Regions from separate parts of the Homo sapiens genome. Here region 2 is linked to region 1. The links are chromatin loops, found by intact Hi-C in ENCODE. Cell type or tissue: Caco-2. All regions are shown on one strand. Links, peaks and the distances in the headings refer to the core of each region. The heading gives the core; the rest is flanking DNA. Region 1 holds the start of LOC124905042 (a long non-coding RNA gene). Region 2 holds the start of LINC00316 (long intergenic non-protein coding RNA 316).

Region 1 (14,493 bases), core at 6,012-11,011:
CTGCATGCCTTCAAAGCCTTGTTACTCCTTCCAGTCCGAGGAGGCTGGCAGAAGACGCTGCCTCTGTCTTCTCCTGAATGCTGCTGCAAGGGGGGCCAATGGGTGGAGCACAGCAGGGCAGCGAGGCTCACCGACATCTCCTGCTTGATGTGATAAAGTTCACTGAGGGCGAACCAAAAGACCTCAATGTGCTCTATAGGCTCTAAGGGAACCATCCATGCTCTACCCAAAACAAAGCAGATATTTTCAAAGACTCTAAGAAGTTCGAGAGCCAAGAGGTCCCCCGATTTTGTTCTTCTCCAGGATTGCTTTGGCCATTCTGGGTTCCTTGAAATTCAATTTAAGTATTGGGGTCACTTTGACAATTTCTATAGCCAGTGGGGATTCTGGCAGGAGTTGTGTGGACTCTAGTTGATTTAGGGAGTATTCTGTCTTCCAATCCATAAACATGGGATAACTTTCCATTTATTTAGATCTTCCTTAATTACTTTCAATGTTGCTTTGTAGTTTTCAGAGTATAAGTTCTTGTTGATGCTGTTGTAAACAGATTTTTCTTTCTTAATTTCATTTTTGGATTGTTCATTGCAAAATAAATACAATAGATTTTTCTATACTGATTTTATACCCTGCAACCTTGTTGAGCTCATTTATTGGTTCTAATAGTTTTTTTGTGGATTACTTAGAAAAAACTGTAATTTTAGAGGAACAATAAAAAACTTTTTAGAGGTTAGAACTTTTACTTTTAAATATACATATGATATATGATATATATGATATATGATATATATATATATAAGATCTGGCCTCTAAAAATACAGTTTTACTTGTTCCTTTCCAATCTGGATGTCTTTTATTTCTTCTTGCCTAACTTTCGTGGCTAGAACCTCCAGTACAATGTTAAACAGAAGGCGCAATAGGGAACGTCCTTGTCTTGCTCCTGATCTTAGGAGGAAAGCATTCGCTCCTCCACCACAAGCACGGTGTCAGCTGTGGGCTCTGTCACAGATGCTCTTTACCAGCTTGTTAAGTGTTTTTCATGAATGGTGTTGAATTTTGTCCAATACTTTCTCTGCATCTATTGAGATGATTGGGTGTTTTTAATATTTTATTCTATTGATATGATGTATTACATTGATTTTCAAGTGTTAAACCAACCTTGAATTCCTGGGATAAATCCCACTTAGCCATGGTGAATTTTTTTTATATGTTGCTGGATTTTATTTACTAGTAGTCTACCAAGGATTTCTGTGTCCATAATTCGTAAGATAAACTAGTCTGCAATTTTCTTTTTTTGGCAATGTCTTTGTCTGATTATGGTATCAGAGTAATATTGGTCTCATAAAATGAATTGAGAAGCATTTCCCACTCTCCTAGTCTTTTGAAAGAGTTTGTGAGAATTGGTTTTAATTCTTTAAATGCTTGGTAGAATTTAGCTGGGAAGCTCTCTGGTCCTTGGCTTTTCTTTATGGGTGTTTTTGGATTACTAATTCAACCTCTTCACTTGTTATATATCTATTCACATTGTCTATTTCTTGTTGAATCAGTTTGAGTAGTTTGCACCTTTCTAGGAAATTTTCAATTTCATCTGCCATCTATTTTGTTCATAGTATTGGATTAGAAAAAAGTCAAAGGACTTACATTCCCAGTTTTAAGACTTACAATGCGATGGTAACAGGACAGTGTGGGAGTGGCGCAAGGACAGACACACGCATCGGTGCAGTGGAACTGAGGGTTCTGGAATAAACTCATAACCTACGGGCAACTCATGTTTGACAAGAATGTCGAGACTGTTCAGTGAGGAAAGAGCAGCCTTCAACAAACGGTGCTGGGCCAACGAACAGATACACGCAAAAGGGCGAAGCTGGATCCCTACTTCACACCACATGCAGCTATTAAAATTTTTATTTTAGCTCTTAAATAAAAGAGCTAAAATAAAAAAACTTTTGAAGGTTTTCTTTTTCATAACCTTGGATTTGGCAAAAGATTCTTACATATGACAGCAAAAGCCCAAGTGACAAAAGAAAAATAAATTGGACTTCGTAAAAACTTAAAAGTTTTGTGCCTCAAAGGACACCATCAAGAAAGTGAAATGACATCTCACAGAATGGGAGAAGATATTTGCGAATCATATATGTGAGGAAGCACTTCTATCTAGATGATGTAAAGAACTCATAAATCAACAACAAAAAGACAATAATCCAACTAAAAGTGGGCAAGAATCGGAATAGACATTTCTCCAAAGAAGAAATACAGATCGCCAAGAAAGACAAAAAAAGATGTTCAACATTATCAGTCATCATGAAAATGCAAATGAAAACCACAAGACACTGCTTTACACCCAACATGGGCTGGAAACAAAAAGTCAGAGAAAAACAAGTGATGGCAAAGATGTGGCGAAATCAGAACTCCCAAGGCTGCAGGAAGGGACGTGAGATGGTGCAGACACTTGGGAAAGCAGGCTGGCGGCTGCTCAAATGAGTAAACACAGTTACCATAGTCCCAGTGATTCCACCTTAGGTATATACCCGAGAGAAACGAAGACACACGTCCACACTGAAACTTGTACACAAGTGTTCACAACAGCACCGTTCATCACAGCTAAAAGGTGGACACCGCTCAGAAGTCCACCAAATGCTGAATCCATAAGCACAGCATGGTGCCTCCACCTGGTGGGACATTATTCAGTGACAGCAAGGAATGAAGCCCTGGGACAGGGTGCAACACGGACGAACCCGGAAACCACAGGCCGAGGGGAAGAAGCCAGACAGAAACGACCACACGTTCCATGGTTTAATTCGTATGGAAGCTCAGAAGACGGAACCCAGGGACAGAAAGGAGATGACCGGTGGCCAGGACTGGAGGGAGGGAGGGCGGCGGAAAGGCTTCTCTCTGGAGTGATGAAATGTTCCACGGTCGATGGGGATGATGGTGGCATAGATTTTTGAATATACTGAAAACCACTGGATTGTACACTTCGAGTGAATTGCACGGAATGTGAATTACATCTCAATAAAGCCATTCAAAACAATCAAGGGAGACCCACATCACATTTTCCAAACCACGCAATCCTTAATGCTGCTTGATTTCTTATTAATTCCATTTTGAGTGAGATTGATTTTTTTCATGTATTTGATGAAAGTTTTTCTCTTATAAATTCCTGTGCTTTCAAACTCATTTTTAGAGGGGCTATATCAACTTTTAAAAACTAGGGTATGGACACGGAGTCATCTTTGCTGCTAATGTTGGTTTTCAAACCTAGTACCAGCATGTTCGAGGAGCACGTGGCTTCCTCCTAACACGTGGAGTAGTGTTTCCTCCCTGGCTCACAGCCTCCACTCCCCGGAGCCTCTCTCGCCCTGCACGACCCAGGCTCTCAGAGCTGCTCTCGTGCTGGCCCCCGGTGCTCGCAGCTGGCATTTATCGAGGGCTCCTCTGTCCACAGCACTGTGGAACCACCCTCCATGCACGAGTGAGCGTGCACCTCACAACTATCCTGGCATGTGCATTTTACAGCCAGAAAACCAAAAGTCCGGACGACCAGCTGACCCCAGCCCTACGCCTCACCACAACCCCGCACATCACCCACACGAGCACAACGTCCTTCATTCACTCTGCACATCCCACACCTCACTACACCCCTGCACGCACCTCACTACACCCCTGCACGCCACCTACTCGGGCACACGGCCCTTCATTCACTCCACACGCACACCCGTGCTCCTGCTGCAAGCCCAGCCTGCTCGCAGCACTGAAGATGCGCTGGAGAACAAAACCTGGCACAAAGTGAACTTAGAGGTGATTTCGGGAGGCAGGAGGTACCATGGAGCGAATGTGTCACATGGGAAAGGGTAGAGGACGCCACGGGACGACCACGCCAGGCCAGGATGTGCAACGGGGAAGGGGCCGAACAGAAGACAAGAGAGAGCGACAGCGTGGCAGCCGGGAAGCACGTTCCCCACAGAGGGACACTGAATTCTTGCGTGGCAACATGGCCCCCCAGTGGTAGGGCCAGACACCTACTCGCCCTGTGACATCCTGGCCACCCAAAAGAGGACAGGCAGTCCTGGCTGCCACTGGGAGGACGGTCCCCTTCCTAGGAGTCTGGAGGGCCACCAGATGTCCAGTGTCCCTCGGACGCATCTAGGGGATCATGCAGCAGGCATCTCTCCTTAGTGCTGCAGCTCAGCTATTCCTCTCCACCAGCAGAGCCGCGTAAAGGGGCACGGGGCCGCATTGCTCTCATAAAGACTCTTCACCAGGAAATTGGCACTTGATTTGTGTTTTCACGGAGGCCTCCCTGGGGACCCGGCTGCAGCCCGGGATGTGACAGACAGGTACAGGACCACCCAGAGGCTTCACTTTTCGCCCACGTGGGAGAAAAAGGGCCGCCTGTCGGAGAACAGTTCAGCACAGTCCACACCCCGGGACCTCCTAGGTCCCGAGAGACCACAGTGCAAGGAGGGAGCCCTTGGCCGAGGCTCCTAGCTCTGGGTGGCCAGTGGCAAAGCATCTCCACCACCGGGACTCTGCTGCGATGCCGAGCTGGGCTGTGAGGGCCAAGGAGGAAAGGCACGGGCGGCCTTTCAAGCTGGTGAAGGCCCACTTGGTTTTCAAGGGTTTACCAGGTTGCTCCTTAACTGGGTTTTCTCATGGAAGGCCCCAGGGCAGGCTCACACAGCCAGGTTCCCATGGGGCTGCCAGACCTACCCAGACCCCAGCTGTGACAGCCACACTTGTGCCGGTTGGGGCCATGGGGTAAGCACCTCCCAGGCACCAGGACCTGTGCTGGATGCAAGACCCAGCTGTCCTCCAGGAATCCACCCACACCAGCACCGCCGCCCACACCAGCACCGCCGCCCACACCAGCACCGCCGCCCACACCAGCACCGCCGCCCACATCAGCACCACCACCACCCACACCAGCACCACCACCGCCCACACCAGCACCGCCGCCCACATCAGCACCACCACCACCCACATCAGCACCGCCGCCCACACCAGCACCGCCACCCACACCAGCACCACCACCCACATCAGCACCGCTGCCCACACCAGCACCACCACCGCCCACACCAGCACCACCACCCACATCAGCACCGCTGCCCACACCAGCACCACCACCGCCCACACCAGGACCTCCGCCCACACCAGGACCGCCGCCCACACCAGGACCTCCGCCCACACCAGCACCACCACCGCCCACACCAGGACCGCCGCCCACACCAGCACCGCTGCCCACACCAGCCCCGCTGCCCACACCAGGACCGCCGCCCACACCAGGACCTCCGCCCACACCAGCACCACCACCGCCCACACCAGGACCGCCGCCCACACCAGCACCGCTGCCCACACCAGCCCCGCTGCCCACACCAGGACCGCCGCCCACACCAGCACCACCGCCCACACCAGGACTGCCACTCTTGGGCCTGGGCGTGCTCATCCGAAGGGGTCCGGCCCTGCTACTACCCGGCGACAGAGACTACGATGTCCAGGAGTGGAGGAAGTGGAGGCAGAGGCTGACAGGGCAGCGCCTGCCCAGCTGACAGAGGTGAGGGTGGGCTCAGGGGCAGGGACACCCATGGTGAGTGAGACACATGGGTGATGTGCAGCCAGAGAGTGAGGGGCCCTCCCCACAGACACGACGTGTGCCTCTGTGGCTTCACGGTTTTCATCATGCTCTGCAGTTACAAAAATAAAACTCACAGGTGGGATTTAAAGGAGAAAAAGCAAGGCACGGGCACAGAACGGGCAGGGTTTCCTCACGTGCACCCTGTGCACCGGTGGTATCCAGTCATGGCCAGTGTCCAGGCTCAAGGCTGTGGCCCCACAGCAGCTACGGTGGGCAACAGGGCAGCGCCACCCACTCAAGGGCACAGCCGAGCTGCAGGACTGTGCAGTCAGGGCAAATGGGCCTCCCCGCAGGACTGCGTGGATGAGGGCGAGGTGACCTCCCCTGGGCTGAACCCCACACAGTGACTGTGAGAAGCACACAAGATGCACAGTCCTCTCCCTGGAGTGAGGGTCCCAGGGGGTCACCAGGCCTGTGCTTTGGCAGGGAGACCCCGAGACCCCATGGACCCTGTGCTGAGGGCGGCCTCCCGTGGCCTTGGGAGTGGCATGGGGAGTCCCTCCTTTATGGAGAGAGCCGTGTTCCCAGCAGCGTGCTCCATCCTTTAAGGACATGGGACATTTTCTGCTGGAAATAGTTGCATATCAGAGGTGGGCGTCTGAGGGGGACAGGTGAGAGCTGACCCGGCGCCATGCCATAAGCTGGCCCTGCTCAGAGGAGACCTGTTGGCGTGAAGAGCCAGCGGCAGAACATGGGAAGCTCACGGCCGTGTTCTGTAGAAGGCGCCGGCTGGTGAAGCAGAGATGGCAGATCACGGAGAGGAGCAGGGGGAACATGAACAGCCCGGGACGGGAACCATGGCCAGAGCCACCGGGCAGCAGGACTGGAGGACCCGGTGGGGGCACCTCCAGGCCAGGAGCTGGCAGCCCTCGAGGTGGGTTCAAGCGTCCCGAGGCCTGGAGGCAGCTGCTGGGGCAGGTGGGGCACCTGGGATGGGCATGTGGGGGTTTTATGATTTAACACAGGAAAACTCTACCTGGGCATCTGTGCTGTCCCTCATCTTCTGGGGACAGTAGGGGCAGCGTCTTGCCCCATTGCTTCCCCCTCTCCCAGTACAGAACCAAAATAAGACCTCGATGAACCCTGAAGGGCAGCAGGTGGAGGAGCGTGTGCCAGAAGTAGAGGTGAGGGACCAGGGCCACGCAGGAGCAGCCTCTGTGTGTAGGGGAGCTGTGGTGTCCAGAACCTGCAAGACCCCAGGTCTGGGCAGCTGCAGCAGATTCCGCCCATAGTGGGGAGATGGGAAAGTCTGTTGTAATTCCCAGGGCCATGTGAGGCGGTGGGCAGAGCTTGGAGCGGAAAGGCGGGTGTCCCCGGGGTTTGCATCCCGGGGGCAAGCAGTGAGGTCTCCATCAGCCTCGGCACAGCGAGAGAACTGCTGAGCCTCCTATGAGTGAGCGTCCCGTGGTTCCCACGCACGATAACGTCCTAGAAGTGCTGATCTTGCCCCCAGGTTCCAGCCCTGCTCCCAAGTTCAGATCACCCAGGGTGCTGGGAAACCTCACCCTGCCTGGGCCCATGGCCAGGGGCCAGTTCCTAGCTCCAGGTCTGGGGCGGAGTCCGGCATCGACATTTCCAAAAAGCTTAGACACGATCCCCACGTGCAGCCAGGGTGTGACATAAACCCCCGCAGGCCCTGACTGCTTCCGGGGAACGTGGTTCAAACCCCAGCAGGCCCCGACTGCTTCCGGGGAACGTGGCTCAAACCCCAGCAGGCCCCAGCTGCTTCCGGGGAACGTGGCTCAAACCCCAGCAGGCCCCGACTGCTTCCGGGGAACGTGGCTCAAACCCCAGCAGGCCCCGACTGCTTCCGGGGAACGTGGCTCAAACCCCAGCAGGCCCCGACTGCTTCCGGGGAACGTGGCTCAAACCCCAGCAGGCCCCGACTGCTTGCGGGGAACATGGCACGGAGGCCCAGGACCTGGAGCCAGGGGTCAGCCCTGGGCAGGGCCTGAGGAGCCCACCCAGCAACTCCCAGTGGACCCCTGGCAGGCCTGAAGCACCCGCTTTCCTCACAGACAGCAAGGGGCAGCTCTGGACCCTCTCCGTGGGTGGGCAAGAAGCTAAGGGGCTGTGAGAGCCCAGGGAGGCCTCTGCTTCTGAATCTTGCAGAGCTTGGAGAACGCAGCAAATTCCAGCGGGAGCCTGTGTGCACAGGTGAGGAAGCTGAGCTGGTGCGGAGCAGTCACACAGCCACAGCCACAGCCGACGTTCCGACCCCGCAGCCCTTGCCCTTACATCCCCGAGCGTCGGGGGCTAGGCCGGAGACGTTTGCCCCATCATCGGAGGACCGGCCCCTCCGCCCATGCGGCCCACGGCCTGCCAGCCTCCGCTGGCGCTTTCTGGGTGCTGGCCCCACAGAAGGGGTGGGAGGTGCGGAGTCGGGGCACCAGCGCGCAGCCCGAGATTTCCCAGTTTGCTTTCGCTCAGGAAGTCATCAGACAAACACTCCCATCTCCCAGGCCTAGTTCCCACTCCTTGCTACATTCACAGCCGGAGACTGTAATGGACTTCACAGGCTCGCACTGAGCACTCAGGGGCGCAGAGAGCGGCATTTCCCGAGCATCTTAGAGGCCAGGCTCTGTGCTTGGCGCCAGGACGAGCTGCACTTCCAAATCCAAACCCTGCTTGCTGCACGCGCCCAAAGCCGCCCAGGCTGGCAGCAGCTCCGGGCAAAACACGCTCTGAACACGGCCGCAGCTCGCAGACCCGGAGGCCCCGCGCACAGGACTTGGCCCAGGACGTCTGGAGCCCGCGCGACGCGCTTCCGTCAAGCCAGGGACCGGCCGCCAGGGGGAGCCAGAGGCCCAGGCATTTCTCAGCAGGCACCGAAGTCCCAATGGCAACTTTCACCAATAAGTTCACTTTGCTCTTGGTTTCGTCGGACGTTTTTATGATGAACGTAACGCACACGTTGCGATACGTAAAGGCCTAGAAAGTAAAAGGTCATGACCTCTCTGCCCACCAGCCCGTGACCGGCGGGCGCCCGGCATCCACACGGCCTCTGCTCACACGCACACGAGGCACGCACCAGAGGAGCCGAAACGGAACGCGCTGCGCCCTCCGCGCCCCTGGACCACGGCCACTCGGGCGGTCCAGGCCTGCCTGGGGTGCTGCGGAAGAGCAGGCCCCTCCCACTGTGTTCTGTTGCGGAAATGACCAAGGAACACGTTTGCTGATTACAGCACTGTACATAACAGCAACAGATAGGTTTTCTCGAATTAAAAAACGTTAAGTGTAGTTTTTAACAGACACATAAGGGTCACATTTGTGGGATGCCTGGTGGGGTCAGATGCGGGTGATGAGCGTGGCCTGCACCTCCGACAGCCTTTCTTTGCGCTGGGAACGGCCCTGCCAAATTGCCATGCAAGTCCCTAAGCACGTCCTGTGGCTTTCGGTATCCATCTCCACACAGACCCACAGCAGCCCCTCGGCCCCCACCGGCCCCCAGACCACACCAGGGAGCCCCGGGTCGCCATCTGGAATGTGCCTCTGGATGCCAAGTCACATGTGGGCATCTAACTTCACTTTCTTCCTTCCGGCTGCACAGACAGACCTGCTAACGTGTCTAATAAGCCACTCTGCCTGCAAGGATTAGATGCGCCTTTGTCCACGTGCTGTGGAGCTTGCGTGGCCCTGGCACCCTGCAGAGGCGTCCTGAGCCTCAGTGGACTCCCGTCAGAGTTGAACAGCCATGGAAGGGCTCAGTGCAAATGGGGTCTTAGCCTCTACAGCACACACTCCCTCTCCACTGCCCCTTTCCCTTTCCTGCCCTGAACACCAGCCCTGCAGAGTAGCCCAAAGCCCTGAGAAGGGCAGGCCGTGCAGCCGGCAGGAAAAGTAAACCCAACATCGAGAAAACAAGGATGGGTGCACAGTGTGACCGGCACTCCGTGCCCAGGCACCCAGGGATGAGCTCCAGAGGCCAGGTCCGGGGTCCCCTGCCCAGCCCTGGAGTGTGAGGGTCTGAGTGTGTGAGTGTGTGTGTGTGCAGGAGAGTGCCTGTGTGTCTGAGTGTGTGAGTGTGTGTGTGTGCAGGAGAGTGCCTGTGTGTCTGAGTGTGTGTGTGTGCAGGAGAGTGCCTGTGTGTCTGAGTGTGAGTGTGTGTGTGTGCAGGAGAGTGCCTGTGTGTCTGAGTGTGTGAGTGTGTGTGTGCAGGAGAGTGCCTGTGTGTCTGAGTGTGAGTGTGTGTATGCAGGAGAGTGCCTGTGTCTGAGTGAGTGTGTGTGTGCAGGAGAGTGCCTGTGTGTCTGAGTGTGAGTGTGAGTGTGTGCAGGAGAGTGCTTGTCTGAGTGTGAGTGTGAGTGTGTGCAGGAGAGTGCCTGTGTGTCTGTGTGTGAGTGAGTGTGTGTGTGCAGGAGAGTGCCTGTGTGTCTGAGTGTGTGAGTGTGTGTGTGCAGGAGAGTGCCTGTGTGTCTGAGTGTGTGTGTGTGTGTGCAGGAGAGTGCCTGTGTCTGAGTGAGTGTGTGTGTGCAGGAGAGTGCCTGTGTGTCTGAGTGTGAGTGTGAGTGTGTGCAGGAGAGTGCTTGTCTGAGTGTGAGTGTGTGCAGGAGAGTGCCTGTGTGTCTGTGTGTGAGTGAGTGTGTGTGTGTGCAGGAGAGTGCCTGTGTCTGAGTGTGTGAGTGTGTGTGTGCAGGAGAGTGCCTGTGTGTCTGAGTGTGTGTGTGTGTGTGCAGGAGAGTGCCTGTGTGTCTGAGTGTGTGTGTGTGCAGGAGAGTGCCTGTGTGAGTGTGTGTGCAGGAGAGTGCCTGTGTGTCTGAGTGTGTGAGTGTGTGTGTGTACAGGAGAGTGCCTGTGTCTGTGTGTGTGTGTGTGCAGGAGAGTGCCTGTGTGTCTGAGTGTGTGTGTGCAGGAGAGTGCCTGTGTGTGAGTGTGAGTGTGTGCAGGAGAGTGCCTGTGTGTCTGTCTGTGAGTGAGTGTGTGTGTGCAGGAGAGTGCCTGTGTGTCTGAGTGTGAGTGTGTGTGTGCAGGAGAGTGCCTGTGTGTCTGAGTGTGTGTGTGTGCGCAGGAGAGTGCCTGTGTGTCTGAGTGTGTGTGTGTGCAGGAGAGTGCCTGTGTGAGTGTGTGTGTGTGCAGGAGAGTGCCTGTGTGTCTGAGTGTGTGAGTGTGTGTGTGTACAGGAGAGTGCCTGTGTGTCTGTGTGTGTGTGTGCAGGAGAGTGCCTGTGTGTCTGTGTGAGTGTGTGTGCAGGAGAGTGCCTGTGTCTGAGTGTGAGTGTGTGTGGAGAGTGCCTGTGTGTCTGTGTGTGAGTGTGTGTGCAGGAGAGTGCCTGTGTGATGCTGTGGTGTGAACAGCACACACCCTCACCTGCAGAACCTTGGCAATAGAACCCACCTTCACTATGTACAGGAACGGATGCAGACAGCAGAAGCCCCAGCCACAGCTCCTGCCACAGCCAGCTGCTCCCCAGCCAGGGCCCCGCGCAGCCCGGCTCGCCCCTAGCCAGCCCCTCCCTAGCCAGGGTTCCCCCAGCCATGGCTGCCCCCCAGCCAGCAACTCCCCAGTCACAGACCCCCAGGCACGGCACTCCCCCAGCCACAGCTCCCCAGTAGCCACAGCTCCCTCCCTCCACAGCTTCCCCGCCAAGCCACATCTCCCTCCCATCAGGGACCCCACAGCCACGGCTCCCTCCTTCTAGGGCCCCCCACCAGCAGTCCCCTGAGCAGCCTCAGCTCCCTCCCCACCAGACCCCCTCCCCCAGCCTCAGCCCCACCCCAGCCACAGTTCCAGGGCTGCAGGGGTGGGGCACTTTCCCGCCATCCAGTCCCATGGTCCCCTCCCCAATGGGAGTTCCATGTGGCCTCCACGTGGCCTGAGGCACAGGCGCCCACAAAGACGACTTTTTTGCCGAACCGAAAGCCCTCTCCTTCCAGATAGAGCAGGAAGTAGAATCTCCACTCCCCAGCTTTAAAATCACAAGAAATGAAGGAAGTCAGGAAAATGAACACAGATTCACAATGGGGCGGCGGCACAGTCCCTCGTCCCTGCCCAGCTCACGCAGGCTTCTGCCCACTGCACACGCTGGATGGGCCCCGGGTGAGGGTGGCTGCTTTGCTGTGACACTGCTGTACAGCTCACTCATCCCTGGGCCTGGGACCTCCTGGCTGAGGGTCTCCTCAGCCCAGGGGCCCACCATCAGCTCAAGGAAATCAAGGGCTAGAATCACTGTCACCCACGTGGGCATTCACCAGAGGGATGGCAGCCCTGTAGGTAGGGTTTCAAATGAGCCCCCTTTAAACATGCTCTTGCTCACAGAGGATACTGTCTGCAAACGCTGCACATTGTGCTGGCTTTATAAACGCACCCAGAAGATGAGCCTGAGGCCCCAGTGTCCCCCTTGCCGACTGCAGTGGGCAGGAATTGGCCACCCTGCCTGGGCCATGGACCCACAGCTCTGCTGTGAAGGATAGTGGGTGAGGCTGGGACCCCAGGGTGCATCTCACAGGGGCTCAAGAGAGGGGCACACGGAGTTACTGATGGGAAGAGCATTTGTTCATAGGTGTCCCAATTGACAGACCCACGATCCTGAATGCAGAGGAGGCCGACACCCTCCGAGCAGACCTGTGCCAGGGAGCGCCGGGGGGACGTCCAAGGGGCCCATAGGTACTCGGGATGCCCCAACATGCCTCAGCCCACGGCAGACCCTTCACCCTATAGGACTCCCAGCTCCCCATCCACCCAGCGTCTACCCCAGTGGGCAAACGCTCACTTCCTGCTCCCTGACCCCACCTCTGCCCCAGCCAACCTCTGACTCCCTCCCGGACTCCCACAGCCTGGCCCTGCCCGTGCCTCCCACCTGACACATGGAGGCCGAGCTGGGGCTCAGAGGGTGGGTGCTCCCCAGCCCCCAGGGTCACTAAGAACGGGCTGCCCATTCCTGGTGGGTCTGTGCTCAGAGGGAAGGCCAGGACTCCATGGCCCAGCTGAGCACCTACACTGAAGGGGCTTCTGAACCCAGACCTAACCAACCCACCCATGGACCAAACAGCTGGAGGTCTGCAGGAGGTCTCTGATGGGGACGCCCCCACTTCCTCCTCCTCCCTCCGCCCACCCCCACCCCACCTTCCTCCTCTTCCTTCCTCCCTCCCCCCACCCCCTTCTTCCTCTTCTCTCCTCCCGCCCCCACCCCACCTTCCTCTCTTCCTCCCATCGACCCCCTACCCACTTCCCAGGACTCACACCTGCAGTGCGGCATCCCGGCATCCCTATATCTGTCCCCAGGAGGGCGGGTTCACCCCACCATCCCCACCTGCACCCACAGAAGAATGGGGACCAGGGCTGCGAGAAAGCAGGACAGTGGCTTTCCTTCAGCCCTTGGTGCTCCAGGGACAAATCCCACTGAGCACGTCCCTCAGGAAACCATGCAGGGTCAGAACCAGCCCCCGGCTTCCCCTCTGACTGGGCTTTCCCGACCCAGGCTCTCAAGCCACAGCCTGTCAGCATCACAGGAACCAGGGCCTGGTCTAGGACCGGCTGTTCAAAGGCCCTGGGTCACCCCTCACCAGAGAGACCCCAGCACAGCCCAAAAGAGAGAAGCGATGCCCCTTTCCGGGAAGCCCGGCTCTGGGGGCTGCAACCCACCGGGACCCCCGCCAAGACGTGGGGGAGCCCCCATCTCCCCACTGCCAGTCAGCCCAGATACATCCACGAACCACCTGCATATACAGTCTTTGGTTAGGAAGGAGGTGGAAGTGGAACGTCCAGATGCAAATTCATTCAGCCTCTGCCACCCTCTGAGGAGAAGATGCACTGGGTTCTTCTCCATGATTTTTTAAAGGCTGTTGTAACAGCCCTGCTTGTACATGCCAAGCCTCTGAAGCTCACAGAGCCACGGGAAGCCCTCACCCCGACTCAGGCAGGGAGTCCCAGCCTCTGGCCTGATGCTCAGAACTGCTGCAAACCCCCCCGGAGAGAGCAAGGAAAGTAGGTCTCATGCACAGACTCTCTCACCTGGACCTGTTAATGGCTGCCTGGGGGGTCAGATGGGAAAGGTACCTGGTTTCTGAACTGAGAACAGAGGTTTCAGGAGCTCCTGCGCCCGTCCCAGCACGGGCCGCCTGTCCCCGAGGGCAGAAATGCTGTGGCCCTGCACCCTCTGGTCAGATGCTTCTGTCCTGCCCTGCCACAACCCCCTCCTGCAAGAGCTTGAATATCACCACCCCCCGGTGAAGCCACTGCCTCTGGGTTTCTGGATCATGCACCCATGAGCCACAGGAGCACAGGCTTGCACAGGAAGTGTCTGCTCACACACCTGGCCCATGCACCTGCTCACACACCTGGCCCATGCACCTGCTCACACACCTGGCCCATGCACCTGCTCACACACCTGGCTCATGCACCTGCACACACATCTGTTTGGCACCTGAGCCCCCAAAGGGTGGGTGTTCATTCCCCTCCGCCCCTGATGGTCTCTTTCCCACCGTGCACAAAAACTGGGGTTCCTGGGGGGCTCACCTGACACCACCTGGCTCCTGGCACCTGCTCAGTGCCCCTCAGCCTGTCATGCCATGCCACAGCCCCTCCCCTGGCCAGTGCTTTCAGTGAACCCATTTGCAGGGGAGAAAAACTGAGGCACAGAGAAGACACATGACCCAACAGTCACACGGCTGGCCAAAGAGATGCTGCCTGTCAGTGTAAAGAAAATTATCGAATCCCACATGGGACCAAGAGCTCAGGAATGTGAGCTGCTGGGGGCTCCAAATGCCATCCAGCTCATCTCCCCCAGGGGTGACTTCAAAAGGTGTTCTTGCAGGAGCTCTTCTCATAGGACAAGCCCAGCTCACAGGGGCCACGACAGCCACGCGAAAGGAGCCTCCTTGCAGGCCCTGGGCCGGCATCTGTTGGATCAACCTGAATCCACCCGA
Region 2 (14,493 bases), core at 4,081-9,080, 100 kb after region 1:
TCTGGACCTTCCATCCCACTTCACTGACCACTGTGTGGCCTGGTCTGGACCTTCCATCCCACTTCACTGACCGCTGTGTGGCCTGGTCTGGACCTTCCATCCCACTTCACTGACGCTGTGTGGCCTGGTCTGGACCTTCCATCCCACTTCACTGACCACTGTGTGGCCTGGTCTGGACCTTCCATCCCACTTCACTGACCGCTGTGTGGCCTGGTCTGGACTCCTATAGCTTTGTGGTGGGCACTGGCACCTGGGGGCCGAGTCCCTCGCTTTGGTCGTCCTCAAGGTCGTCTTGCTGTTCTTGCCCCGTCCATTCCCACGTAAACTTTAGCTTGGCAACCCCCTACCCGCAACACACACACACTCACACACTTTGGCCTGGATTTTAATGGTGATTACATGGAATTTATAGATCAATTGTTGTGTTTGTTAACTTGTTTTTAACTTGCTTTTAATCCATAAATATATCATATCCCTTCCTTTATTTAAATCTTTTTTTTTTTTCTTTTTTTTCTGTCACTCAGGCTGGAGTGCTGTGGTGAGATCTCCGCTCACTGCAACCTCCACCTCCCAGGTTCAGGCGATTCTCCTGCCTCAGCCACCTAAGTACCTGGGATTACAGGCGCACACCTCCACATCTGGCTAATTTTTGTATTTTTAGTAGAGATGGGGTTTCACCATGTTGGCCAGGCTGGTCGCGAACTCCTGACCTCAGGTGATCTGCTCTCCTAGGACTCCTAAAGTGTTGGGATTACAGGCGTGAGCCCCCATGCCTGGGCTATTTAAATCTTCTTTAATGTACCTTAGTCAATGTTTTGCTGTTTTTGGAATATTTTACTGAACAGTTACTAGGTAATTGATGGGTTTTGATACTACCAAAATGGTATCATTTAAAAATTCTCATTTTCTAATTATTAGTTGCTGGTCTGTATAAAGATAATTAATTTTTGTATATTTAGCTTGTATCCAGTGTTGTTGCTAAATTTACTTTTTAAAAATAACAGCTTTATTAAAATATAATTCACATACCATACAGTTCACCTGTTTGCAGTATAGAGTTCAGTGCTTGTTAGTATATTCACAGAATTGCACAACCATCATCGCAATCAATTTTGGAATATTTTTATCACCCTCCCCCACAAAAAGTACAACAAGCAAAAACCTGTACCAACACTAAATTCATTTTTCATCCTAACACTCACCTAGAGATTATTTTGGATTTTCTACAAACACAATGCACTTCCTGCCGTGCTTGTGTTGGGAAATCTGCCAGAACCCACAGGAGGGAAAGTCTAATGAAAGCACGCGCCTGCTGGAAAACGAACCGGGCTTTTGAAAAGAGAGGGGCTGCGTTTGTGCTGACACGAGCAAGGTACAGAGAGATCTAAATGCATGGTATAGTGCGTGTGTGTGTTGTCCAGAATGGCTAATTCAAATGTTCATTCTAACCTTAGACGTGGATTGAGAATTAGGCAGATGTACACAGAAATGAATTAGGACACTCAGGCTACTTGGGAATTTTGAGTGATTCCAGTACAAGCTCCTGAGGGCCTCATCAGCAAAGGCATTTCTGAATGCATCCTCTTCTCCTCCCCAAAGAAGAAGATTAAATGTGCCAGGTCTGTAGGGAAGGTCAGCAGGGGTGCTTGTGACCAAGCCTGCGTCCCCTCACCTGTACTGCTGGCAGGCCGGGCCCCCAGGCAAATCCTAGCGTCCGACTGGATCAACTGAGCAGAACAACCCTGAATTAGGCTTCTGCCCCGAGCTGGGGGGAGCCAGCCACAGAGACCCCGGGTGGGAAAGCTGGACCAGGCACGAGCCTCCTTCTGTGGGGGGCTCAGTGGTGGCTGCAGGGGTCATTCCCAGGGGTCGGAGGCATCCACCCCAGGCAGGAGCTGCCTCCAGGTGACTTGAGCAATGAAGAGAAAAAATTCTTTCTGTGTCAAAATATGTTTCTGTGTTAGCCTAAGGTAAACTGAGAGAAAGAATCCCAGTTTAAGAGAATGTCTGCATAAGTAAGGTTCACAAGTGTATCTCAGAGCTTGTGATTCTCTGGGGAAAATGTCATAACAATGTAGGAATCCTCGTTTAGACAAGTTTGCCCATTTTATAACTTTGGTACACATACTACTATAAAATTTCAAGTTTTAACACTGAAAATTAAATTTCCGAGGGTGGCAGGTGAACAATTTCCTCTGAGGAGAGGGAAGAGCCACACTCGATAATTTCTTTTCTGCCTTTCTCTCCTTTTCCCTGTCCTGGGACTTCCAGAAACTGCGGGAGGTGGGGCCAGAAGAGAACAAGGATCTGAAAAATGCTCTCACTCTAACTCCCGCGTGGCATGTGTGAGCCAGTCTTAGCTTTGGTTTGCACTTTCTGAAAAGAAGGAATGATGTCGAAACCTTAGTTTGAGAGATGATGGATTCCTGGGTGGAAATGAGCAAACGGAGGGATGGATGGATGATGGACGGATGCATAAATAGATGGATGGATGGATAAATAGATGGATGGATGGATGGATGGATGGATGGATGGATGGATGGATAGATGGATGGGTGGATGGATGGATGGATGGGTGGGTGGATGGATGGACGGGTGGGTGGATGGATGGATGGATGGACGAGTGGGTGGATGGATGGATGGACGGGTGGATGGGTGGATGGATGGATGGATGGATGGGTGGATGGATGGACGGGTGGGTGGATGGATGGATGGATGGATGGATGGATGGATGGATGGATGGATGGATGGATGGGTGGGTGGGTGGATGGATGGATGGATGGATGGATGGATGGATGGATGCAGAGGAAAGAGGCACTGGCATCGGTCTCCACGTGAATTCCAGCCAGCAAGACTACAATGCTCCTATGAGACCAAACTGTATTTTGAATTAAAGTTTCCATATTGAGGATAAGCTTATGCTCAGAAGAAAAATCACAGCTTCTGAGCGACTGGTCTGTAAATTGGCAACAGCATGAAGCAGATAAGAGAATACGCTCACTATGGACATGTGCCCAGACACAGAACAGTGGCTAGTTGTTAAAACATTTCCTTCCAAGGCTAATATTTTCAGAAGGAAAAATATAACAAAGGTGATTACTACCACATTTAAATCTCTGCAAGGCCCCGTTTTATTTTTAACCTGATAAAAGGGACCACAACTAGTGGATCCATGTCATGACACACTTGTCAAAACCCATAAAATGTTCGACACAAGGAGTGAGCCCTAATGTGAGCCGTGTGTTCGCGCGACTGATAATTGTAACAAACGCAGCACAGGAAGCAGGATGTCAGTCGCAGGGGAGCCGAGACACTGGGGCTCCCTGGACCTGAGACTCAGTTTTTCTGTAAACCTAAAACTGCTCTAAGTAACAAAGTCCACTAATTAAAATGTTTAAAAAGGAGCCAAACCATGCTTCTTCTTTAATACATCTTATATGCTTTTCCTAATAATAATATGAATCATTTTAAATGTCCGATTTGGAGATTTTCATATCGTTTTTGAAAGACTGGGCGTTTTGGAAATCCCCTGTTGGGTCATGTCATTACCTGAACAGCTCATTAAACGTTTTGTGAGTGACTCTGACACACACGATGGGTCCCTTGTCATTCATAAACGGGATTTTATAGAAGCATTGATTATATCATAATGTTATAAAGGCCTATAAAATTGCTCCTTAACCTGAATTGCAGGGTGAAATTTAAGGGCAAGCATCTCTAATAATATCCATGTGGAAAGCTATTGTATTTTGATCTTATTTCATTATAGTTTCTGACATTCTCAAATGGCCTTTGCACTTTGTAGGAATAGGGCATTAAGAAATAAATACCTGGCCGGGCACGGTGGCTCACACCTGTAATCCCAGCACTTTGGGAGGCGGAGGCGGGCGGATCATGAGGTCAGGAGATCGAGAGCATCCTGGCTAACACGGTGAAACCCCATCTCTACTAAAAATACAAAAAATCAGCCAGGCATGATGGCTGGCACCTGTAGTCCCAGCTACTCAGGAGGCTGAGGCAGGAGAATGGCGTGAACCCGTGAGGCGGAGCTTGCAGTGAGCCAAGATTGCACCACTGCACTCCAGCCTGGGCGACAGAGCGAGACTCCGTCTCAAATAAATAAATACCTGAGTGTCTTTTAAAAATTAGAATTCAACACCAAATTGTGGGTTATTTAAAAAAAATATGTTAAAGACAAATTCCCTTGACCTGGGCGTGTCTGTTTCTTCTCTGTGTTGGTCACTTCACATCAGCTGTAAACACCAGCGCTGTTCCCTGACTATTCTGAATATAAAGACACCTTTTTCTCTCTTCTCAGAGACCTGTATTGCCTTAACACTCCCAGCAATGACCACCTGCAAGCTTGCGCTGCGACTCCCGTCCGAAGACATGCGGGCCAGTATGAGCGGAGAGGTTCCCAGCACCGTCACAAGACCCTGTGCTATTATTTTAGACTCACCTGTGGCTGTTGACAACACCACACACATGAAATGATGCTCACCAGAATCAAAATACTCAGCTAAACAAAGAATTGTGTTGGTCATGAAATTATTACCAGGAGGGATAAAACTCCAGGGTGAGCCATTAAAGAATCTGAATTCAATTCATTCTCATGTAAGATGTTGGAGCTAGATTTACACCTAGGCGTGTGCACCCACCAGGTCAAAGTCTCACTTCTGCCCTTTCCCTGCCACACCCAGCCCAGAACCATCAGAGGGACAGGCTGGTGGGGACTTGGGTGCGGACGGGAGGTCGTGCCAGTTCAAGGGGTCCCCATGGTCAAGTTGTGGCTACCTGAACACTGAAAGAAAATGAAAATCATAGTTACTTAAAATAAACTTATTATCTAAAAACTGCAAACCCCCAGTGGTACACAAAGACAACTCCCTTTTTTCTTGTCTAATTAATAGTACTAAACAGAGGCCAATTGATTCAGTACAAATGCTGCTCACTTGAGCTGTGTTTTGATTGTCTTTTCTTTTGTTTTTTTTGAGACGGAGTTTTGCTCTTGTTGCCCAAGCTGGAGGGCAATGGTGCAATTTCGGCTCACTGCAACTTCCGCCTCCTGGGTTCAAGTGATTCTCCTGCCTCAGCCTCCCAAGTAGCTGGGATTACAGGCACCTGCCACCACGCCCAGCTATTTTTTTGTATTTTTAGTACAGACAGGGTTTCGCCATGTTGGCCAGGCTGGTCCTGAACTCCTGACCTCGGGTGATCCACCTGCCTTGGCCTCCCAAAGTGCTGGGATTACAAGCATGAGCCACCACGCCCAGACTGTCTTTGCTCTTAAAAGGTGCAGAAATCTGCATTCGTTTTCTGGGGCTGCTGCAACACTGTTCCACAAAACTGATGGCTAAGAACAGAGGTTCTCTCACAGATCTGGAGCCAGAAGTCCCAGATCAAGGTGTGGGTGGGGCCGTGCCCCCTCCAGAGGCTCTGGGGAGGATCCCTCCCGCCTCTCCCAGCTCCCAGCAGCCCCCAGTGTCCCCTGGCCTGTGCATCACTCCAGTCTCTGCCTCCATCTTCATGTGGCCTCCTCCTTGTGGGTCTGTGTCTGTGTCCACATTTCCCCTTTTGGTGATGACACAGTCACATTGGATTACAGCCCATCCTAATGAACTTGATTTAACGTGATTAAATCTGCAAAGACCTTATTTCCAAGTAGGGTCACACACACAGGTATGGGGGTGTAGGGCTTCAGTGCGTCCTTTTTTGGGGGGAGGGGACACCATTCAACCCATAACAAAATGTGTCTGTGTGTGAGGCTGACTCCGTCCCTGTGAGCACAGGCTCCCCTGTGAGACTTTCTCCCCAGTTTGGGGGCTCCTAACCGGTCAGTGGTGTATTTGCTATCCATTGTGTCCTAACAAAGCACCCCAAGTTTAATGGCTCACAACAACCTACAATAAACCTTCCTTATCCTCACAGTTCCTCTGAGCCAGGAAATCCAGCACAGCTTAGCTGGGCGCTGGGGCACAGGGCTCTCATGAGGCTGCAGTTGGATGCCTCTGGGGCCACTGTCATCCGAGAGCCTCCCCAGGGCTGCAGGGTCCAGGTCCAGGCACGTGGCTGGCACACTAGTGCTGCTGGTGGCGGGAGGCCTCTGTTCTCCCTCTGAGACCCATGGCTGGCCCATGGCTGCCTGGGCTGGCTGGGCTTCCTTCCCACCCCAGGCAATGTCGTCAGCGGACCATGAGCTCAGCCGCTGCCACCTAGGGTTCCTTCATTCTCCTACAGTCTCCCAGAGAGGAGGGGCCGGCTCTTCCTTCTTTGCTCCTTAGAGCCTTCCTGTGACTTCTGCAGCAAGGTTTGTGCAGACAGCAGGGTTTGTAGGTGTACCTGTGGCCAAGCATTTCTCATTTTTCTGGAACTTTAAAGTACCTGGAAGGTTTTTCTTTTCTCTTCCCAGGTGTGGAAACCACAGAATCTTCTGTGCTCTGTGCCTGAAGTGTGGGCAGGCTGCGCCATGGCACCCAAGGCAGTTTTCCTGGAAACCAAGATGCCGTGTTCCAGATTTCACTGTGAACCAAGGCAGTGTGCAGGGGCCTTGGATGAAGCTCCCACTCCTGCCCATTATTTTGGGAGTCGAAGGGCCTGAGGCAGGGGCCAGAGATGAATGCTGGTGGCTTACATCCCAGCTCAGGAGCTCCGGAAACCAGAGAGGTGTCGTGGAAACTGTGGGCCACTTGAGGCAGCAGGAAGAGGTGCTCCAGGATCTTGATGAAGTGAAAGCAACTCCATGCTCCCTGCAGGCTGGTGGGGAGCACATGGGGGAAGCAGGGACTGTGTACAGCAGGGCAGGTGTCCCCTCCTACCCCTCCAGGTGCCCTGGGCACCTCTCCCCACCACGCTCTGCCCAGGCTGACCCTGGGGCTGGCACAGGCTGGGGAGGGTGGGTTTGGCCTCGGGTATTGGCAGTCCAAGGTCGGGGAGGGCTCCTTCTCGGCAGGTGCACAGGCAGCCTGTCTCCCTGCACTAAGGCTCCAGGGGCCCCGCCCTCACCTCACCCTCCTGGCGCGCTCCAGCCATGGGCTCGCTTTCTCCCTACTCCCTGCTCCACCGTTGCCAATGGTCCCTCCATCAACGTCCCCCTGGAGCTGCCTGAGGTTGCTCTGCTTCCCGGACCCTGGGCTCTCTCTGGGACCCTGCTGGCCCGAGCCAGCCTCCTCTCCACGCTGGGGATGCAGTTACACCTGTTTCTTTGACGGCTGCCTGGTAGAGTCACATTTCACCCCCGGCACCCTGTGGCACCTAGGAGGCCCTGCAAGCCCCTTTTGGTGACCTGGGGAGCCTGGGCTTCCGGCTGGGTGGTCTCTGAGGGGAGGAGCCTGGTGCACCCTGGATGGAGGGGAGGAAAAGGGGCGGCCTGGACATATCCACCAGGACTGGGCCTGCCTGTGATGCCAGTGTGGCCCTGGTTCTTCACCGAGACCCATCTCCCCAGGCCAGGGGTGGGGCCTCCCTGGACTCCCCTCCTCGCCCTCCAGGGACGGGGGCTGACACTCCTCACACACACGTCTACCTCAGAGTCTGGTTTCCATCCCTCGCACACACCGTAACCCCCCCAGGGTTATAGGACAATTTTGAACCTGTGAGGACCCAGCTCCTCTCCATGGGGTATGTTTGGGAAAACACAGGCCCAGAGAGGGGGCACAGGCCCGGGGAGGGGGCACAGGTCTGGGGAGGGGGCACAGGTCTGGGGAGGGGGCACAGGTCTGGGAGGGGGCACAGGTCCGGGGAGGGGGCACAGGCCTGGGGAGGGGGCACAGGTCCAGGGAGAGGGCACTGGCCCAGCGAGGGGGCACAGATCCAGGGAGGGGGCACAGGTCCGGGGAGGGGCACAGATCCAGGGAGGGGGCACAGGCCTGGGGAGGGGGCACAGGTCCAGGGAGAGGGCACTGGCCCGGCGAGGGGGCACAGATCCAGGGAGGGGGCACAGGCCCGGGAGGGGGCACAGGCCTGGGAGGGGGCACAGGTCTGGGGAGGGGGCACAGGTCCGGGGAGGGGGCACAGGTCTGGGGAGGGGGCACAGGTCCGGGGAGGGGGCACAGATCCGGGGAGGGGGCACAGGTGTGGGGAGGGGCACAGATCTGGGGAGGGGGCACAGGTCTGGGGAGGGGCACATATTTGGGGAGGGGGCACATGCCCAGGTAGCACAGGCAGCTGAAGGCCCAGTGGGACCCTGACACCTGATGGCAGAAAACACGAAGGTGACAGGCTGGCACCATGGCCCAGAAGGGCCCCCAGCCCTGCCTTCACCTGCAGGCCAAGCTTCCCCCCACTAGCCACCCCCACAGGCCTCTCGGCTGGCATGGGACACAGAACAGAGTGTTGACAAAAACCAACACAAAGGCAGCAAAGCTGCTGGCCAAGTCTCAGTGACTGTGAACGGATACCAGGGTAACAGTGAGATGTGTCCACACTGAAGGGGCTCGGGAGTGGGAGTGGAGCCCTGGAGGCCCCATCTTTGCTGGGAAGGGCACGGGGGAGCATGGCCCCCATCATGAGCAGAGACGGAGAGGAGAGCTCGGACTCCTCACTCCAGGGAAGGCACGTGGGTGCCCCACACTGCACCTGTGGGACTCGGCCACACCAGGAAGACCAGATGCATTTACCTAGTAATCAAGAAAGGTTCACATTCAACCAACCAGACACATCATTTGAAAATTTAGGGGAAAATACTAAAAGGAACCCAAAGACAGATAAAGAACAGCACTAGTGAAGACAGCAGGAGGTGGGGACTTGGTCAGATGAAGGCCTGGCTCTGAGGCCAGTGCAGTGCGGGGTGAGGCAGCCCAGAAACGCCCGGGAGCTGCCACAAGCAGACACTGAGGGAGGGAACCGTTCCCAGCCATAGCTTTCTTGGCACAACATAAACGAAGAAGCTTTTGAAGCCTGCAAGACCCACGACCTTCTCCAGTCAAAGGCCGCTGACATCTGCTCCATCCATGGAGGAACCAGACCCACAGGTCACAGAAACCATGGCCGAGCATTTGAAATGATGAAACTCTTCCCCACCAGTTCATTGTTTCTCCAGGGCAGGGGCCTAGAAGTAGAATTTCTTGGTTGAAAAGATGGCATCTTTAAAAACTATCATGTAAGAACAACCCTAACTGTCTTCCCCGCACCGGCAGCCGCCTGCCTCACTCACTCATCCCCACACTGAAGGCTTCCGAGCTCCTTCGCATTGGAAGCAGTTCCAGACGCTGGGGATCCATCACCACACAGCAGGGGGAAAATCCCTGCCGTGCAAACACACATTCCAGTAAGAGACAATGAGACAGGCTGCTGGGTGCTGGTTAGGAATGTGAACGGGGTTGTCAGAGGGGCCTCACGGAGAAGACCCTGAGAAAAGACTGGAGGAGGCCAGGAGCCAGGGAGGCCTGTGTGGTCGGGGAAACAGCATCGCAGGCAGAGGGAACGGCGAGGCAAAGGCGAGTCAGGTCATGCCCGGTGTTCCAGGATGGAGAGTCCATGTAGCCAGAGGGTGGGGAGGGAGGAGAGGACCTCAGGGCGGGAAGTGGGTGAGTTGGGAGCCACCCTGGCGGGTCTGCCAGATCCTAACAGGGTCACCAGCCTTCTGGCTCAAAAGCCAGCTGTCGGCCAGAGAGCAAGCTTTGGGGGCTTCAAGAGGGGTGACATTGGTGTCTCAGCCCAGCTCAAGTGGGACAGGCCGGCCTGGCTGACCCTGGGGTGTCTTGTCTGTCTGAGCCTCGTCCCCGCCGCCACCCTACACATCGGATGCACATGTGGACAGTGATGACTGATGGGCCTTTGTGGAGTCTGGGCTCTGCACAGGGGCTTGCTGGTGAGGGAAGATGCGGGGACGGAAAGGAACCCGCTGTTGGTGGGAATGTGCCCGGGTCTCATGATAGTCTCTCATCTTAGTCCTGCTGAGCCACCCCTCCTGGCTGTTCCCATGCACCACAGGGCCCCTGGACTCATGTAGACAGGAAGACAGGGGCACCCGCCACGGAGAGGAATGGCCCAAGTCTGTCAATGCTCTCCAGGTAGCAACACGTTGATGGGAGGGCGGGCTCCTCAGCCCCACTCATGGCTGACCCAGTAAAGCAGTGGCAGAAGCCAGTGGCTGAGGGCGTGTCTCAGGTGTGCATGCGCTGGCTGGGAGCTGGTTTTTGTTCCTCCAGGGGCCCCGTGGGCTGGTTTCCAGTCTCTAAAACACCTGGGACTCCAGATGGTCTCCTCTTACAGCATGGGTGGACACTAAGGGGGTTGTGGGAGGCTTGAGAGATGCAGAGGAGAGAGCCTGCCAGACCCAGAATCCCCACTGTGTCTCCTCCTCGGTGTCAGAGGATCAGCTGTGTGCGTACACAGACATATATGCACAGACACACGGATGCACAGACACACAGACGCACAGACACATGGATGCACAGACACAGTGACAGACACACAAGCACACAGACACATTGACACACATACACAGACATAGAGATGCACAACACACAGATACAGACACACTGACACACACACACATATGCAGAGACACACGGATGCACAGACACACGGACGCACAGTGACAGACACCCAAGCACACAGACACAGACACAGACACACAGATGCACCAACACACAGATACAGACACACTGAGACACACACACAGACACACTGACACACACAGACACACAGATGCACAGACACACAGACACACACACACAGTGACAGACACACACACAGGCACACAGACACAGACACACACAGACACAGAGATGCACCGACACACAGATACAGACACACAGACTCACAGACACAGACACACTGACACAGATGCACAGACGCACACACACAAATACCACACATGGGCACACACACGGCCCTGAAATTTAGGGAATTCTAAGAAAGATTTTTAAATGTTTATTTTATTATTTTCTTTTTTCAAATAGATTTTTGTTCATGTAAAACCTGGAAATGGCTTTAAAGCGATTTGGGTTTTATAAATAATCCTCACTGTAAATAGTGCAAGGACAACATGAAACGTTTCCAGGAGGCAGCAGCCCCTGCCCCGGCCCTCCCCCTGCCCGCTCTCAGCCCCTTCCCCCTGCCTGCTCTCAGCCCCTTCCCCCTGCCCTCCCACTGCCTGCTCTCAGCCCCTGCTCCAGCCCTGCCTCTGCCCGCTCTCAGCCCCCTCCCCCTGCCCTCCCCCTGCCCCTCTCTGGATAGTTGGCCCCCGAGGGTGGGTGCCTGGCCTGCCAGCGCTTCCTCCTTCACTTAGGTCCCTCCTGATGTCCTGTGGGGGCCACCCCCCACCCTATCCGCCACGTGTGTCCCCTCCCTCACTGCCCACTCTTGGCTAAAACCACAGTCACTGCTTGTCATGGCTGGGCCTTGTACACACAGCATTCCCCTAATCTTCCAGCCCGACGCTGCTCTCTGGAGGCTCAGCCTCCTCCTTCCAGGACACGACCCCCGCCCTCTGCCACACTCCACAGCGTGCTGAGAGGGCCAGACCCATTCCCCATGTCTTCCCACGGGGCAACCCCTTGGTGGGCTGTGGGCCTCCCATTCTGGGTGGTCCTGGCCCTGCCCTTAGCCAGCCTGGCCTCCCTGGGCCACCCTCTGCTGAGCGGCTGCCCCCGCCAAGGCTGAAGCTGACCCCGGCCTGACCTTCTGCCTTCGGAGCTGGTCCCGCTGGCTCACGGGGTATGGCCCACGGGGACAGTGGGAACCGGGGGTCTCAGCATTCCTTCCAAAGATGCACAGCCCAGAGTAGAATGAGGTGCTCCTCTCCAGGGCAAAATTAAAGCAGGGAGCAGGGGGGTGTTCCAAAAACTCACTCATCAGAAAAGCGGTATTTTAATGCAATTCTTTTTAAAACCAGGAGTAACGCAAAAAATATCGATGACAAAAAGTCAAAATAAAAAAGGACATTCTTCTTTTCAAAAGAAGTCTTGTTTCTTTCCAGTTCATTTTCCAAAAGTCTGAGGTGGTTCGGGGCTGCCCTGGGTCCCTTCCCGTCCTCTGCCCCCGTGCGGGGCTGTGCCGTGGACGGAAGCCTCTCGCCAACGCCCAGCGGCTCCATCCCGAAGGCCCGTGAGGCTCCTGGAGCGGCTCCACCTCCCCTCCCCTTTCCCACAACCCCTCCCTCCCCATCTTGAGACCCTCCACCCTAGCAGAGGCCTCACCTCGGAGCTCCTGACCTGATGGGAGTCCACCCTCTCCCCCGCCTTGGCCAGCACCCCCTGCCCAGTTTCACCCAAAGTTCCCACTCCGCCCCGTGCGAGTCCTTTCCCCTGGGGCTGAGACAGAGGACACCAGGCAGTGTTTGAGGAGCCCCCTTCTGTGGATACCTCCCAGTGGTTATGTTGGGCGAAAAGAAGGAAAAGGGTTGGGAAGAAGCCAGTCAGCTGTCCAGTGCCCTGAGGCCTGACCCCCTCCATCCTCAGGCCCTGAGTCCTGACTGCCTCCACCCTGAGGCCCTGAGTCCTGACCATCCTCCACCCTGAGGCCCTGAGTCCTGACCATCCTCCACCCTGAGGCCCTGAGCCCTGACCCCCCTTCACCCTGAGGCCCTGGGCCCTGACCACCCACCCTGAGGCCCTGAGTCCTGACCATCCTCCACCCTGAGGCCCTGGGCCCTGACCCCCCTCCACTCTGAGGCCCTGGTCCCCGGCCTGGCTGGGCCCCCGAGCAGTGAGCAGGGCAGCAGGGCGGAGTGAGCAGGTTCCCCCAGGTGACCATCAGGTGACGCCTGGTCCTGGGCACCCTGCACCCTCTGTGCTTGGCCAGTGGTCCCTCCACTCAGCTCTCCCAGGGGCCCGGGCTGACCCTGGCTGCCCTAACCATGTCGGTGTATGGTGCCCGAGGGCTCAGGCCAGACAAGTGTCTACCAAGGGCAGCAAACGCTGGGGCACCTGGCCCGAGGCCACAGGAATAAGCAGCCTCCCGCAGAGCCTGGCATGTTGGGGGTTGAGTGCTCTCATCTCCCTGTTTAATGATTTCCTCAGCAAACACATCCTCGGGATTGCTCAAGGCTGAGGTCACTGTTCAGCTCAGCTTCCCGGGAGCCTGTGAAGACATTTGCAAAAGGGTCCACTGAAAACAGCACGGGCTGGGCTGCCAGCAACCCGGTGGGTGGGAGGGCAACCTCCAAAAAACCCTCCGGTCAGAAAACAAAATGGCAAAAAGACGTCTCCTCTGGGGGCCCGGTCCATAACAGATGCGCCTTTGAAATCCTGGGCCAGGCGTCTGTCCAGAGCAGTGAATTCTCCAAGGGAAGGCGGGGTTAGGATGCTGCACCCATCCCTGGTGGAATTCCAGGTGGAGCTGGGAAGAGCATTGCTCCCACCCACAAGAAAAAAGCTACAACTGCATGTCAACAGCGCGTGATCCGTCCAGGAGCCCGGAACCAACCTGGAAGAGGCGGGTTCCTCTGCGGGTGGGACCCTGGGCAGGTGCCCGGCCAGATCACCGTGTCAGCTGGTGAGAAGTGTGAGCTGGGGATAGTCAGCAGACTGCGGCCTGGGATGGCTGCTGGGCGGGGTGGAGATCGTGAATCTCCACCAAAGGGGGACCTGCTCACTCTGCCCTGCTCATCTGGCCCCAGAGGGACCGGGCTCTTCCCACAGTACTGGCTGAGGGAGGGGCACCCTCCGGGGCCACGGAGCCCAGGGAGGCCCGGGATGCCAGGACGTGGAGACGTGTGCTGTGAGCAGCGCACCTGGAGGAGGGGCCGGAGAACGCGGAGCACACCTGAGCCCAGGCCCACGGTGGAGGATGTCCCTCTGGGCTCTGCAGTGGGCAAGGCCAGGAGAGCTGGGAGGGACAGGTCTCTCTCTCTCCACCCCCTCAGGAGGTGAAGCCCCAGGGCCAGGCAGAGACAAGCACAAGTGCGGCTGGAGCAGCCTGAGGGTCGCCGTGGCCACAGCAGACATCAAACCAGGGGACTCCTGCAGGGCTGGGCTCAGCCCCATGGTAAAGGCAGGCAGAGGATGGGGGCTGTTAGGGGCTGAGCGGTGTCCCCCAAATCCATGCATCAAAGCCCTAACAGCCAGGACCCCAGAAGGTGACTGTATTTGGAGACAGCTTTTAAAGAGGTGATTAAGGTAAAATTCAGTCCTTAGGGCAGGCCCTGATCCAGTCTGCCTGGGGTCCTTATAAGGGGAGGGAGGACACAGACACACGGAGGGGTGGCCCTGCGAGGACCCAGGGAGGAGACGCCGCCCACAAGCCAAGGAGAGGCTGCGGGAGGAACCGGGCCTGCCACACGGGGACCTGGGACGTCCAGCCTCCAGGACGCAGAGAAACAACGGTCTGCTGAGGAAGCCGCCCGGCATGCAGCATTTGTGCTGGCAGCCCTGAGAAAACTTGAATAGGATGCTCCGCTGCTGGCATGAGAGCTGTTTTCCTGCAAGGCTGGGCAACTCCTCCACCGCTGGCGGGTGGAAAATGGGGCGGCCGCCACGTGCCTGGTTTATCCCAGAGAGGTGAGGACCTGGGTACGCGCAAGCACACAAGCCTGTGTGGCAGTGTCCA

The links. Peaks named below come from ENCODE experiments on the same cell type or tissue, not always from the same donor. Only the 100,000 strongest peaks of a DNase experiment are listed, where the experiment ranks them.
Region 2: it touches region 1 in a loop (3-fold over the local background); 3 of 110 quality-filtered maps call a loop at or near these places.

What each region holds. Positions count from the first base shown.
Region 1 is chr21:45,433,498-45,447,990 of GRCh38, reverse strand. The region is part of intron 2 of COL18A1 (collagen type XVIII alpha 1 chain); the gene reads right to left. It overlaps LOC124905042 (a long non-coding RNA gene), which reads right to left and starts at 9,632. Exons shown (of 2, transcript XR_007067909.1): 1 at 6,606-9,632. RefSeq lists enhancers at 5,249-5,758, 6,939-7,668, 7,669-8,398, 8,399-9,128, 12,913-13,762. In Caco-2, for the core only: a CTCF peak has its summit at 8,412 (motif pointing right); a DNase peak (open chromatin) is centred at 8,430.
Region 2 is chr21:45,328,704-45,343,196 of GRCh38, reverse strand. LINC00316 (long intergenic non-protein coding RNA 316) reads left to right here and starts at 1,207. Exons shown (of 2, transcript NR_103811.1): 1 at 1,207-1,372; 2 at 4,319-4,607. RefSeq lists an enhancer at 12,458-13,179. In Caco-2, for the core only: no CTCF peak of the experiment used is centred there; a DNase peak (open chromatin) is centred at 6,196.